2 separate regions of the Homo sapiens genome follow, and region 2 is linked to region 1. Evidence: chromatin loops called from intact Hi-C (ENCODE). Cell type or tissue: natural killer cell. All regions are shown on one strand.

What was found. Hi-C counts contacts between places; a loop is a spot of excess contacts. Peaks named below come from ENCODE experiments on the same cell type or tissue, not always from the same donor. Only the 100,000 strongest peaks of a DNase experiment are listed, where the experiment ranks them.
Region 2: it touches region 1 in a loop (2.7-fold over the local background); 4 of 110 quality-filtered maps call a loop at or near these places.

Annotation. Positions count from the first base shown.
Region 1 is chr14:97,180,734-97,188,733 of GRCh38, reverse strand. No RefSeq gene overlaps it. Among named protein-coding and RNA genes, the nearest start is that of LINC02304, 30 kb to the right of the region's middle. RefSeq lists an enhancer at 7,788-8,000. In natural killer cell, no CTCF peak of the experiment used is centred here; a DNase peak (open chromatin) is centred at 3,353.
Region 2 is chr14:97,580,778-97,588,777 of GRCh38, reverse strand. LINC02325 (long intergenic non-protein coding RNA 2325) reads right to left here. Exons shown (of 5, transcript NR_110166.1): 5 at 7,395-7,580. Among named protein-coding and RNA genes, the nearest start is that of LINC02291, 100 kb to the left of the region's middle. In natural killer cell, no CTCF peak of the experiment used is centred here; no DNase peak of the experiment used is centred here.

The sequences.
Region 1 (8,000 bases):
GAAAATTCAACAAAGGATTCGGTGGGTACTTGAGAATGATGGCAATGGAAATAAATGTGAAGACATATTATAGATGCATATTTAATATTGTTGTGTTTATTGCTTCATTTGTAAAAGTCAACCAGCTAGAAACTGTGAATGAATAAACTCCTTACCAGATATAAGATAGACACAGTGGTAAGGTGTACCTTAACTCTTACCATTCCCAAGGCAAATTAATTTAGAAAACCATTGCTTCATTATAATGAATGTGGTTCTTCTGGCTGGAAGGAAAAAAAGCAAAAGTAATAGGCATCTCTTCTTCATCTATTCCTGCCTTTCCAGTTACTGCACTCCCCAAAATGCATCTTCTTCCAGGCTCAGCTCAAGTTACCTCCTCTGTGAAGCTCCTTGGGCTTCCCTGGAAATAATTGCTCTTTTCTTATTTTGGCTCTCAATGTGCTTTGAATCTCAAGCCAGCATGGCTCTAGATCCTTGTAATTATAGACAGATCCACCCCTCCTCACCAACTGGGAGGCCTTTGCAGGGAGAGACTTCCTCTTACCAAGTTTATGTTCACAGCACCTAGTCTACCTTCTCTATCATGCTGGAGGAATGGAACTGGCCCAAGGCAATGTCCCCTACTTGGTATTTAGGAGACTAGGTTTTGCAACCCCACACCAAAACACGATAGTCTCTGCCCTTAAGAAATGACAAAGGGCTAATATCCAGAATCTACAATTAACTCAGACAAATTTACAAGAAAAAAACAAACAACCCCATCAAAAAGTGGGTGAAGGATATGAACAGACACTTCTCAAAAGAAGACGTTTATGCAGCCAAAAGACATATGAAAAAATGCTCATCATCACTGGCCATCAGAGAAATGCAAATCAAAACCACAATGAGATACCATCTCACACCAGTTAGAATGGTGATCACTAAAAAGTCAGGAAACAACAGGCCCTGGAGAGGATGTGGAGAAATAGGAATACTTTTACACTGTTGGTGGGACTGTAAACTAGTTCAACCATTGTGGAAGTCAGTGTGGCAATTCCTCAGGGATCTAGAACTAGAAATACCATTTGACCCAGCCATCCCATTACTGGGTATATACCCAAAGGATTATAAATCATTCTACTATAAAGACACATGCACACGTATGTTTACTGCGGCACTATTCACAATAGCAAAGACTTGGAACCAACCCAAATGTCCAACAATGACAGACTGTATTAAGAAAATGTGGCACATATACACCATGGAATACTATGCAGCCATAAAAAAGGATGAGTTCATGTCCTTTGTAGGGACATGGATGAAGCTGGAAACCATCATTCTCAGCAAACTATCGCAAGGACAAAAAAACCAAACACCGCATGTTCTCACTCATAGGTGGGAATTGAACAATGAGAACACATGGACACAGGAAGGGGAGCATCACACGTCGGGGCCTGTTGTGGGGTGGGGGAAGGGGGGAGGGATAGCGTTAGGAGATATACCTAATGTTAAATGATGAGTTAATGGGTGCAGCACACCAACATGGCACATGTATATATATGTAACAAACCTGCACATTGTGCACATGTACCCTAAAACTTAAAGTATAATAAAAAAAGAAATAACAAATTATCTGCCCCAAAGTCTCTGCCTTTAAGAAATTGGAAATTCTACTGATTCGATAAAACATGAAACAATGAAAGAGACATGTAAGATGCTAAAGTGCAAATTTAGGGTGATAGACTAGACTTTTTATAATAATCAGAGGAGAAACTCAAAGAATTGGAGCCAGGATGGGGGCAGAGATACCAAGATGAGAAAAACAATCGTGTGTATTACTCCACAGAGCCTGGCCCAGCATAGAACTCTGAAGAAAGCTCTACTTTTTTCTTGTACAGAGTCACCATGTTTCCTATAAGACCATATTTTACAAGGAAGGAAGGGAGGGAGGGAGGGAACAAGGAAGGAAGGAAGGGAGAGAGGGAGGGAGGGAGGGAGGGGAAGGGAAAAGAAAGAGAGGGGAGGAGAGGGGAGGGGCAGATGGGAGGAGGGAGGGAGGAAAAAAAGAAAGGAAGGAAAGAAAGAAACAATGAGAAAGAGAGAGAGAGGAGAAAAAAGTACAAAACATCAGCTCCCTGTCTTCCTTACAAGTATCTTTCCATGATTTTCCAATTGCCAACTAAAGTTCATTTCCAGATGTGAGTTCTTTTTCATTTGCAATTCAACAACGCTCCTTTACCCGGATCAACTCTCTTTCCAAATTAGGGAAGCCCCAGGATGGCCAGAGCGGGTCCTCCTCATCTGTTCTGCACAGCACCACACTTCCTTTCCCATTCTCCAAAAATAAGTGTTCTGGAAGAGTTCATCTACTCTGAGGTTTGGTTTTCTTTCACTCACATCCCCGTGCCTTCCCTCTCCCCCCACCAGTCCACTTTTATTCCTCTCTTCTTTTTATTAACATGTCCACACTGTTACTAAACATAAAGGGCTTCTTGAGGAACTAATTTCAGCACATTTGTTTGGGTATTATATGGATGTTCAGAGTGGAGATCAAGAGGCACAAAAATAGATTTTGTTGATTTATGAGACCTCACTGTTTTCAATTCCCCATCAGTATGGGCAGGCACGATGCAGTCAAGAAGCGAAGCATCTGCTTCCCGCACGTTTCATTTGTGAACTTTAGCACCTGATGTAAATCATTCATAAAATCCCAAAGTGTTGGAAGGTACTCGTCTCTCGTTTTCATAAACATATACTCCACATACTGTACCTAGTGCTTTCTATCATTTGTTACAAATGGTAGGAGCAGAATTTTAATGACTACCAGAAATAAATTCTCAGCAGCAGGAAGGAAAAAAGAAAAGGAAACCTAGTTCTGGTAGTTCTGGAAACCCTAACATCCATTCATCACTTACCAGAGTTCTTCTAGAAACAAAAAGATGTCGCATTAGGTTATCGCCATCCTATATCTCCCCCTAAAAAGAACCTGAAGGAAGATGGAATATATTAGCTCAGTGCTGCTCTTTTAGATTCTTCTTAAGGGTGTCAGATCTGTGTTCATAGAGAATCTCTCAGAGATGGCTGGAAAAGACATTTGCATCTGGTAGGCAGTAGCCCTGTCTACCTTCTTTGGCCATACTCTTTGTATTACCTTGACACCATTGAGATGTTGACTCACATGAATTGAACATCTGAAGAAAACACAGTTCCTGCTTTCAAGATGTTCAGAGTCTTGCGGGGTTAGAGGACAAACACATATGTCAACAATTAACACCATGGGGGTGGGACTGTGAACCTCTCTCTCACTTTACCCATCCCCATCTTCTAGAAACAGCAGATAGATTTGGATGGGAGGGTCGGGTCAGTTGAGGAACTCTGCCATCTTCTGGCCAAGAAAAGGGCAGGTGGCGTACACAAGCTCAGACAATCCGGAGTGGAATGACACAGGAAAGAAAATGAACAAAACTTATGCATTCCGACAGTGGTGGTTGGTCCAGTTCTCATCCTCTCAAATTCTAATTGTTCAGCCTTCCTTCTGACTTTCAAACGTCCAAATTAACTTTTTTCTGCAAAAGTCATCCAGAGTTAGGTTCTGTTGTTTGCCACTGAGGGACCTTTATGGGTACCTCTGGAAAACACTGCAATTATTAAAGAATGTAGAGGGTTCAAGAAGGGTGCAGAGTAGAGAGTGATTATTTGATCTGGACAAAGGAAAGGAAGCTATCAGAGAAGGCTTCACGAAGGAGGTGACATTCAAAAGATTAAGAATTGGAGTGCACAAGATAAACTTCAAAACGCTTTTGCAAGATACCAAAGTTGTGAAGCTAAGGGCTCTGGCTCTAATGACTTGGAAGAACATAAGTCCTCCAATTAAAATCAACCAAGTATCTTCTTTGAGTGAGGAATCATTAAAAATATATATTATTTTCTTAAATCCTTTCACATAACTAGAGACTCCCAAGTCTTAGGCTTTTTGGACTGTACCAACCATTTTCCTTTTCTCTCTTCAGAAGGAAAGCTCTCTTCTGTTCCTTCCAAAAAAGAGATGCTATAATTCCACAAATCTCTCATATAATAATATAATAATTATGAGGGGGGTGAGGGGAGGCCCCTGGTTAGCTTATACTTGAAATTCTGTCTTAAAGAGACTAGAATGAGAAGAATAAGTGGAGAATGTGGATAGAATTTGGCATTTCTACAATAACATTTCCTCATTGCTTTGTAGGTCAGCTAGAAAGAGAGGACCCAGGGGATCCTGCATTTAATAGGTCAATTGAAATTTTAATGAGAATATCTATTTTATTTCTCCCAGAATTTAACCAATTCATTCATTTATGCAACCATTTGCTCATTTATCAATCAACTCATTCATTCTTGATTGTACCCTTTAAAGATTCATTAACTTATAGGAGGGTTATGCCATATAATCATAATGAAATGCACACAGAATTTTCTTTCTGAAATTCCAGAGGGGTGGTTATTCTAAGTAGAAACTATGTTGGTCTGGGTGTCCTGAGATCTGGATTCTAGTCCCAGCATTGCAACTTACTAGCTATGAGAACAAACCCCGCAGCTTTACTTTGCTCATAATTACACAGGAATAGTCATTGCTGTTCTATCTGCATCAGATAAGATGCAGAAAGATGCAGTCTTTCTGTCAGAAAGACTGAATGAACCCATGGAACCACAAATCCTTCGTAACCCAAATTCTCGATCAATGACATGATAGGATTCCCTGGGTTCTAGCCTCCTGCCATTAGGAGACGTGTATGCTTAACAAAGTCATTTCCACAGCCTGCACCCAATTTCCCGCCTCTGGGATATGGGATGGGAGCAGTTAACTACCCAATTTCAAATATTCTTTCCAGCTCAAAACATTTGTGACTCTCCAAAGTGACTTGTCATTGTATATTTAAAGTGATATGATTGAAGACTTCAGTCCTCCTTAAACTAGAAGTCTAGCTTAGGGTGTGTAGAATCTCGAGCAGGCCTTCCTCCCATGGGAAAGCAGCTTAGTCTCAACTGGGTCATTAAAGCCTAGCTACACCAGTGTTCCCCTTGCCTGGTGCACATCTACACCATCTGGAACTTCTGGTGGGACACATAGGAAAGCCCGTAGGCCTACCTGTGCTCCAGGGGCCTGCCACCTTGCTGATGTCACAGCAGGATAAAGAGATGGTGGCCCTGGTTGAAGGCCCAGGATGCTGAGATGCAGAATTCATGCCCACCACTAGAAGTGCTTCATTAATGCCCTTGCCCCATGTACTTTACCCTGCAGAACAGAACCCTGGATTTGACTTCCCTAAAGCTCTGATGTCTTGCTTGCCTTTGTCTTATTCTTTAACCTGAGATGGCTAAGACCATTCACATCCAGCCTTTGCCTGCATATTTCTTTCTCTCTCTGTCTCTGTCTCTCTCTCTCTCTCTCTCTCTAAATATCAGAAACAGTAGCTAACCTCTTTGAAGTGCTTACTCTGTACCTGCCACTGTATTAAAAGCTTTGCATGCCTTAGCTCACTAGACTCTCATGAGAACCTTATGATGAGGGTCCAACTACTTTTACTCTATTTTATGTGTGAGAGAGAAGCGGGTCCCAGAGGAGTGAGATGACCTGCTCAAGACTTCCTGGCTAGTTGGTGATGGAGCTGGAAAGCAGGCCAGGCCTGCCTGATACCAGGGTCTTAATCATGGAGCCCACTGCCATGTTTGAGATGATTTCTCCCTTGAATTCTTTTCCTCTCTGCTATTTCCATCTCTCTCTTTCCTTGCACACCCACGTGCACAGGGCAAATAAGAAAATAAGAGAGGTACCACCCAACCTATCTTGCAAACCTGACCAAGTTCTTTTCCCTCGCTTGGCCTTAATTATCAATGTCACATCTTTAAAACAAGGCCACTGTGTCCCCTTTAGGCCTGAACTCTTAGTTCTTTATTCAGCTTTAGAAATTTTCTCCAACATCTTTATTATAACTTATATTTCTACTGTCCTGATCTCTTCCTTAAAGTGTACAATATTTGCTCTTTTTTCTCTGTTCTCCATGTTTATCATGTACTCTCTCAACATTTTTACCTTTTTCTTTGCATCTTCAGTCTAGGAGGATTCTCAGGCTTCTCTTCCACATCCTGAGATCCTAAAGAAATTTCCACATGAAAATTTCTTTAACGTCAATTTTGCTGTTTTTCATCCTAAAACCTATGTAGATTTTATTATCTTGCTCTCTCTGTGTTTCCTTCCATTATTTTCTTATTTAAGCTTTCTATTTTTGCCTCTCTGTCATCATGTCAGCCTGCTTTTGTTTTTTTCTTGAGATTTTTTGCTCTTTTTCCAGAGACTTCATCTTCATTATGCTATTAAGGATTTTAAACATTTAAAAAATTTTAGAAAACAAGAAAGAAAGTTATCCTAGATGCCTTAAGGTGTGAAAGAGAAGCATCTATTCTATCAGATGCAAAATCTCTGGTAGAGATGTATGTGTGTATATGTGTGCGTGTGTGCAAGTGTGTGCTATACATGTATCTGTGTACTATATATGTATATGTGTGTACTGCATGTGTGGATATGTGTGTCTGTGTGTATTTATGTGTACTATGTGTGTGTACTCTATGTGTGTATTTGTGCATGTGTATGTGTGAGTACTGTGTGTACATGTGTGTACTGAGTGTATGTGTGTGTACTGCATGTGTGCACGTGTGTGTATTTGTGGATTTGCATGTATTTGTGCATATGTATGTGTACATGTGGGTACTGTGTGTGTATTGCATGTGTGTACACTGTGCATGTACATACAGAGTGTGTACTATGTGTATTTGTTCATATGTGTGTATGTGTACATGTGTGTAGTGTGTGTACTGCATGTGTGTACATACAGTGTGTATATTTGTGCATATGTGTGTATTTGTATATGTGGGTACTGTGGGTATACTGCATGTGTGTATGAGCATACTGTCTGTGTGTATTCATGCGTATGTGTGCATGTGTACACGTGGGTACCGTGTGTATACTGCATGTGTGTATGTGTGTGTACTGTGTGTGTATATATGCATATGCATACATGTGGGTACTATGTGTGTGTACTGTATGTGTGTCTGTGTGTGTACTGTGTGTGTATTTGTGCATATGTGTGTATGTGTACATGTGGGTACTGTGTATACTGCATGTGTGTATGTATGTGTACTGTGTGTGTATTTGTGTGGATGTGTGCATGTGTACATGTGGGTACTGTGTGTATACTGTGTGTGTGTGTGTGTGCTGTGTGTGTATATGTGCATATGCATACAGGTGGGTACTTTGTGTGTACCGCATGTGCGTGTGTACTGTGTGCATATTTGTGCATATGTGTGTATGTGTACATGTGGGTACTGTGTGTACTGCATGTGTGTATGTGTGTGTGCTGTGTGTGTATTTGTGTGTATGTGTGCATGTGTACATGTGGGTACTGTGTGTGCCGCATGTGTATGCACAGTGTGTACTGTGTGTATTTGTGCGTATATGTGCATGTGTACATGTGGCGTGTTTGTGTGTGTGTGTATGTGTGTGTGTGTGTGTGTTGCAGAATGGGTGAGAAGAAGCTAAATGACGTTCCACAGAAGAGGACACCCCTGCTTCCATGTCCTGTCTCAGGGAGCCAGGTTCCGAGAAGGCTGCCTTCGCCTTCCTCACCACCCACTCCTGTCGCACCAACCTTCCGGGATGATCCCGCTCTTCCATGACTGGCTGGCTCTGCGGGAGGAAGGGTGCGGAAGCTCAGCAGCGGGCGACTTCACAGGAAGCTTGCCAGGCTGCCGCGGAAGCCACAGAGCGGGAGCTTGGATGTCAAGGTTTGGGAACTAAAAATACGAAGTGAATCTGCAGTGGGCAGATGCAGAGGCCGTTGCTCCCGTGGACGGTGTGCTGCCCCCCACCAGAACCTTCCAGAGGAAAGGGGGTGCCCCATGCCTATCATCCATGGAGGCGCCGAGGCCGTGTGGGACACGCTTTTCCATGCTGGAGTCTTCACTGTGCTTCCTTCAGGAGCTGGAGG
Region 2 (8,000 bases), 400 kb before region 1:
AGTTTCCCTTGCACGCGTGTTCCCTGGATGCCAGACAAAGAATCAAAGGAGAATACTTTGTAGCTTTAAGATTCAATGACTGCCTTGCTGGGCTTAGGACTTGTGTAGGGCCTGTTATTTCTTTCTGATGGCCAATTTCTACCTTTTTCAACAGGAATGTTTACCCAATACTTGTACTACCATTTTACCTTGGGAGTAAATAACTTGTTTTGATTTTATAGGCTCATAGTGGAACAAGATGAGTCTCGGATGAGAATCAGGACTTTGGACTAGACACTGGAATGAATTAAAACTTCGTGGGACTATTGGGAGGGTATTTTGCAATGTGAGAAGATTTTGATTGTATTTTGCAGTATGAGAAGAACATGAGATTTGGGGTGGTGCCAGGGTTTGATTGATATAGTTTGCATGTTTTCTCCTCTAAATTTCATGTTGAGTTATAATCCCCAATGTTAGAGGTGGAGCCTGGTGGGAGGTGTTTGGGTCATAGGAGCAGATCCTTCATGAATGACTTGGTGCCATCCCCTTGGTGATGAGTGACTTCTTACTCAGTTCATGTGAAGTCTGGTTGTGTAAAAGTCTAGAACCTCCCCTTCCCCTTTCTACTGCTTCCTGTCTCACCATATGATGCGCGGTCTCCCCCTTCACCTTCTGCCATTACTAAAAGCTTCCTGAGGCCTCACCAGAAGCTGAGCAGATGCTGGTGCCATGCTTATATAGCCTGTAGAACCATGAGCCAATTAAACCTCATTTCTTTATCAGTTACCCAGCCTCAGGTATTCCTTTTTAATAATACACAAGGACTAATACAGGTGGCTATGTGAAAAATTCCAAATACTTAAAATGATTCCTCCTTTTATGCCTGCTGCATTTATAAAACAACATGGCACCAATATCTTGTACTTGCTCAAAGTCTCTAACAGCTAACAGCTCCCCAGCAGCCCTAGCAGCCAAAAGCCAAAAATAAAAAAATAAAAAATAAAAATCTAAACTAAATATTGGTTCCGTGGTGTCAAAAATGGTCCCTCCTCTCTTTTTTATACCCAATGATCTACTGTAGTTGCCACCCATGGCCTGTCTAGATTGCACCATAACCTACACTGGGTCAGTGCTTTATAGGGGATTTTCTCCACATTCTGACTCCACTTACAATTTGTGAAAATGCTTTGGAGTTATCCAGTCATATTACACTAGGGCTTGATAGGTCTGAAGGAACCTAAGTTAGCAAAGTCTATTTGGGTCCCCCCAAAATTAAGAAATGCATATTTGAAAAAAAAAGAGAGAGAAAGAAAAAATATTCTCTAGAAGTGAGAATTTTGGCTTAGAGCCCACATTGCAGTGTGAGGAGGGGAGGGGCAGCAAAGTCAGCCTCCTTCTTAAAAATTTGCAAGGTTTTGGGTTTTTCCCCGCTAGCACTCTCTCCAAATATGCAGGTACCTAGATTTTTTTTTTTCAACTAATTCCTGATTTCTGTGTGGATTATGTCCTGGTATTTATAAGTCTTGATGTCTGTCCATGATTCCACTTTCCTAAAGCTAAGCATCCAGCAGGGTCTCTCATACTTGAAAGTAAGTGTTGGCTTCCTTGATAGGGGCTGGGGATGGGGATGCAGGTGCAGTCAGGATGATTCCAAACTCATTGTAAAATTCTTCCCATTTGATAGACACTGTCCAAAGCTTCTCACAAAACCAGAAGTGCAGTCCCGGTGTCACCATCACAAAAATCTTTAAGGTACCTCTTAGATCCTAGCTCCCAAGCTGGGAGCTACTTTCCAGATCTTTTTGTCTTCTTAGGAGAAAATTGGTGAATCTGGGGTGGCTTTTTTGATGAGCTCCTGTGAGAAGCATACTGGAAGGTGAAAAATTAACATCATTCATACCTCCATCTAATAGGAACAATTTTTTACAACACATTTTTATTATTACTCCAAATCACTCACCTTAGTCAGCATGGCATTCTGGTTTTTATATTTGGCTCAGTCATTTGATGAGGGAGGAAGGAACCAGTTGGGATAGTCACACAAGGATAGCCTGATTCAGTCCCATATTTCATTATATGTAAAAAGGAATTCTCCAACCTCTCTGGAGTATCCAGGAGGCTCTCCCATCCATCCTAAATATATTCACCCGCTCTCACTAACTGATTCACGTATTCACTTGTTTTCTTGATTGCTGTGCTCAACTTCTCATGTGTTGATTCATTCATTTGTTCCATATTTATTTACTTTTTCGTCTACTCATTTCATTCATTAGTTGACTGCCTCACTTAGGCATTCATTGATTCATACACTCATTCATTCTTTCCTCCAGTAAACATTTACTGAGGACCTGCAAGGTGGCAAACATGACAATGGGTTCTGGCTCTCAAGCTACTCACAAACTGGTGAGTAAGGCAGGCATATATCATACAATAAAGTACTCTCATTGTCATGTCCCAAATATTAAAAGTGAGCGTAAATATTAAGATGAGCTTTTGGACCTTGGTCTAATGGATTTGCCAGATGGGGATGGTGAATAAGGGCACATGAAGCTACAAGAAGAACATCACAAAGTCTCAAATTCTGCAAGTTCTCAGCATGTTCAAGGAATGATAAATATCTTCATGTGGCTCAAGTGAGAATGAAATAGTGAAGAGAGATAGAAGATGAAGCTCAAAGTCAGGGCTATGTTATGACTTTGAGAATTCATGATGCCATGTGAAAATGCTCAGACTATCATTTGAAGAAAATCATCTAGAATGCCATGTTATATGCTATTTACTGAGTCCAGATCTCAGACAAGTTTGTGTGTTTCCATCATTAGCAATTGAGTAATGGCCTCTACTTGCCTTTCTAGTCATATTTCCCATGGCTGTCTTATATCGATAGTCAGTGTAGACATGAGGACATGAGGACTTAGAAGAAGGATATTTATTTAAGCTCTACATGTTAGAAATACTTTATGCAGATAGAAGTATGTCCTTAGAACATCTTATGACCAAAATTCCTATCCCCTACCCCAGTAATCAGAGGCATTAAAAAGATAGACTAAGCCAGGCAACTAGTTAAAAGGCCCTCAAGAAAGTAAATGTGTACAGTTAATCCTTCATCCCCCAGGAAGAGAAGACCACATTCAACTACAGAGATGGAAATGAGAAGCAGAACATGATGAAGATATTCCTATATAAGGTTGGAACACCTAGAAACAAGGAATTGGTGAATGAAGTTGCAGGGTGAGGACATGTCAGTGGCCATGAGCAGAACTGTGGAGTAGACTCCACTAGGCTGTGTTATACGACACTCGAGTCTTTTACTGCTTGATGGAGCTTGGCTGGGTTCACCAAACCTACCAAATCCTGTTGGGCATTTAAAAGACCACTTGGGAATGAAATGCAAGTGGATGCTTTTGTAAATAATTTTTGGACTTTTCATTCATGCCCAGGGAGTGAACTGATTTAACCATGTCAGCCTTCTCAAGATCTCATACCCTAAGCATCTGGTTCCTTTCAGTTTACATGTTGCTTGTGGGTTCCCACCCTCTGCCATAAACCCCTTCTCTCTCCGTCCCTGCACTCTGAAGTTGTTTTTACTTATAACAGCCCAGCTCTGATGCCATCACTTCTAAGATGTGACTCCACGGCCACTCCAGAGTCTACTCTAGTGGTTTCTCCTCTCTCTAATCTCCCATCACTTTTTCCAACAAAGGTGCTCCTGCACGCTCAGAAGAATCAGCATAGTTGGAAATGACATCTTGTCACCATTATCCCACAGTCAGCTAAAATAGCACCTTCTGGTCAGCTAGAGATGAGTTAACACAGAGATTACTCTCCAGTTGTCTGTAGCCTACAACAAGGTCAATGAGAGTCTAAGGTCAGTGAGAGTCTAAGGCAGCTTAGAATCAAAAGAGAGCTACAAGAAAGAGTTCCACTGGAAGTAAGAGGAGAAAGAGATCATTCAGGTGGCAGCCAATCTAGAGAGTGGGTAAGTTCATGTTGAGTGCCTCCCAGGAGTCACCATCCAGGGTTCCCTGTGTATCAGTGCCATGTCCTGCCTTGCCATAGGAGGTCACTGTCAACTCAGAAGTGCAGAGTGGTCTGAAAGGTTCCATTAGAATTGCATGGCAATTTATGCCCCGCCCCCTCAATAACATCTCCCTCAAGAACACCCCTAAATACACAGATCGCAGGTTCCATTTGCTTTCCTGACAGATAAACAAGAGACTGTAGCTGAATGAGTTCAGATACCATGCTTGAATTCTCTGCCCTGCTGTATTAGTAATTTACCCAAGTGTCTATCAGAAGCCAGGAGTTTGTCTCAAATTTTATAATCTCCCTCAAAACTGTACTACCAAGACAGCCCTACTGACACAAATGCAAGACCCCTCCTTCCTACAGGTTCTGAGTTAAAGTTGATGCAATAAATGTAATTAATAGATCTTCTTGACCAAGATGTGCTTGCTAGTTGATATGGTTTGGCTGTGTCCCCACCTGAATCTCGAATTTTAGCTCCCATAATTCCCAAGTGTCATGGGAGAGACCTGGTTGGAGGTAATTGAGTCATGGGGGCAGGTTTTTTCCATGCTGTTCTCATGATAGTAAATAAGTCTCACGAGATCTGATGGTTTTATAAAGGGAAGTTCCCCTGCACCTGCCCTCTTGCCTCCACCATGTAAGACATGACTTTGTTTCTCCTTTGCCTTCTGCCATGACTGTGAGTCCTTCCCAGCCATGTAGAACTATGAGTCCATTAAACCTTTTTCCTTTATAAATTACCCAGTCTCAAATATATCTTTATTAGTAGTGTGAGAACAGAAGAAAAGTTGTTGACAAAGACTAATTGTAATTGGGGCTTAAAGGTCACCTACTCTTTTATGTTCCCCCTCACCTTCTGGCACCCACCCGTTGACCCATCTACTTCTTCATTCACCCATATATCCATTTATGTATAATTGGTTGACTCATTTATTTATTCACCACATTTTTTCATCCATCATTCATTCACTCACCCATTTTTGAATGGGTGACCTGGTTAAAGCATGTGCTGGGTACAACGTTACAATGGGTTTGCCATCTAGGGATTGAGGGCACAGAGTGAAGAGAGGGCAGGAAGTAGACTGCAACATATAAGCAAGTGACTTAAGCCAATATACAAGGGGCATGCTAGAAATTAGCACCAAATGCCCAGGGAACCCGTCAGCCTTGTCTGCATTTAATGTAGTACTTTCAGAGAGTTCTAAAAAATTTAATACTTATAAACTCAAGGTCCTCAGGGGAGGAAAAGAAAGATCAGAGGAGGAAAATAAATGTTAGCAAATGAAAGGTTCTAGAGGAAATCTCTTTCTTCCCACTGACTGGCTGAAAAGAGAAGGGAGAGCTCCAGCCGCCGGCACACGCTCCCCAGGGCCAGTGTGTGGGGTCAGGCTGTAGAGCCTTTAAGCAGGCACAGCAAAGGAACAATCATTAGCTCTCACCGGAGGGCCCAGGCCCCTGGTCTCCTCACCCTGGACTTGGTACACAGGGGTCTCAATGCATAGTTGTCATAGTGATTTATTTTCTTACTCTAGCTCCCAGGACTTAGATTTGGTCTTTGCTCACCTAGGTTTGCTCTCTCAACATTCAAGACAGTAATCTGCCTTCCTAAATAGGGCCAGCTTGTATATTTAGAATGCGTACCCTGCCTTTATTGGATCTTTAGAATCTATCCTCCAGTGCCCAACGGTCCATAGGTTTCTATCAAAATGAATGGAATTTGGACAATATGATTTCAAATCATGTTTCTTCACTTGACACTGTGTAATCCTAGACAAGTTACTTAACGTCTACCTCAATTGGATCATCCATCACGTAAAGAGAATTCTTACTAATAACAAATTATCTTGCTTCATTGATCCCTCACTGTGTCCTAACCTTTTATTAAGTACCTTATATCATTCTTTAGATGCAATTCTCAAAACAACTCTGGGGGAAAGATAGCTTAGTAGATTATATTATTGCTCAGAAATATATACTCTTTCCCCCACTTTGTGTCTAGGAAGCAGAGTCTACTTCTCCACTAAATGACTCTAAGTTTGGTCATGTGACTCAGTTTGACCAATGGGCCACCACTATTGTAATGTCATCAGAGACTTCAAAAGCACTTTTGAGATGGAGCCTGCTCTCTTGCATTTCTGCCATTGCCATAGGTAGAATATGCCTTAGCAAGCCCACTTGCCCCACAAAAACACAGAACACGTGGAGCAGAGCCACCCACCCGATTCAGAGACCTGCAGTGAGAATAAGACCCAAGGCAGCTGCCCCTGGAATCAGAACCCTCAGCAGAGTCCAGCCTAGATCAGACATGCCCCAGCTGAATCACAGATGCATGCATGATAATAAGTGGCTGTGGCCTAAACTGCTGGATTTTGTGATGGTTGGTTATGCACCAAAACTAACGAATACAATAGCATTATTATAATCCATAAATCATAGACAAGCACAGTGGGGAATAATACAATTAAGTAAAGTGACCAAGGTCATTCAACTAGTAAGAGGCTGAACCAGGCCTTGATCTATTAATCACTCTGCAGTATTGCCTTCCTCTGTTTTGCCTCCTTTATAATGTGATCTCATCTGATATTGTTATGAGAATAAGAAACACTAGTGCAAAACACCTTACCCTGTGCCTATTAATTTATTGGGGATGCTGCTATATGACAGTCACTACCAGCAGAGCTTTGCATTAATTATAGCAATAAAATATTGTCCACTCTGGTGACTTATGGAATGATGGGGCAGTTCTGTGCAGATCTATATAATTGTCCCCAGTGGACCATGGGGCAGCAGAAATATGTCCTGTGCATCTTGGAGTGGCCTGGGCTACTACTGTGCCTAGCACAGGGTAAGCTCCAGAGATACTTGCTAGAAAAAATGTTTTAAGAATTAGCTGAGTATTTGGGTGCCTCTTTACAGACAAACAGCTTCCAAGAAGACCTGTGACAACAGTGAAACTTAACAGCTTTCTAATCTAAATTTCTTGTCTCTCTGTTATTGCATTCACTTCCCTAAAAAGTACATATCATTTTTTCTCTTTTTGCTTGCCTCCTTTATACTCACAGACACAACCACACATACATACTATTTTGTCAAAACAGTAGTTCAACAATAACATACTGCACCTTGGCACACTTGCGTCCTTGCTAAAATTACACCAAGCAAAGTTTGTTGTTGGTTACATTTTTAAAAAAGACACAATATCCCATCTCATCAGCTTCAAGTTAAAAATCACTCTGAAACTTGGGCTGCAGCATATAGCACCGAGTGTGCACACACACACACACACACACACACAGCCTGTATTTTGCACCTCATGAAGTTCTGTCATATCAGTTGCCAACACAGAAGGGGCACATGTCTGAGTTTCTTCGCTGCTCCTAATTGCACTGCAACAGGAATGCTTGCATCTTCTGCCTGGGAGGGCTGTGTTATTCCCCAAGGTCCAGAGAGAGTGCCGCTGCCTTTGTTCTTTGGCTTGGCTGAGCGTGGTGGTTAGACATGCCCCTTACTTCCTGCAATGTGCCAGACAGGAGCTTGAGAGATCCATGTCCTTGGCAGTGCTGCAGCTTTGTCTGTAACACAAAGAGGAGAGGCTGGGATGATGGGTGAGTAATTCCTGCCTTGTGGACCCGCAGCCTGAGAGTATCAGCTAAAGCAGAGGTCACACCCCTGCTGTCCCTGGTGCTGAATTTAGCCTGTGACTATGACTTGTTCAACCTTATTATTTTTTCATTTGATCTAATATTTCAAATGGGAATTTTACATCTACAGCCTCAGCTTCTCTTGAAAAGTTGGAAAATGAGGCAACAGTGGGCTCCATTTCTGCTTGTAGCCACAGCGGCTGGAGCTGTCAGGGGCAGAATCCTTCACACCTCATGGACGCTCACTCGCCATCAGGCACGACCCTAAACACCTGTCATCTCCCTTCAGTAGGGCCTTGTTTATTCTTTTGTTTTCTTACAATAGAATACAATTTCCTTTGTCTGCTGTGT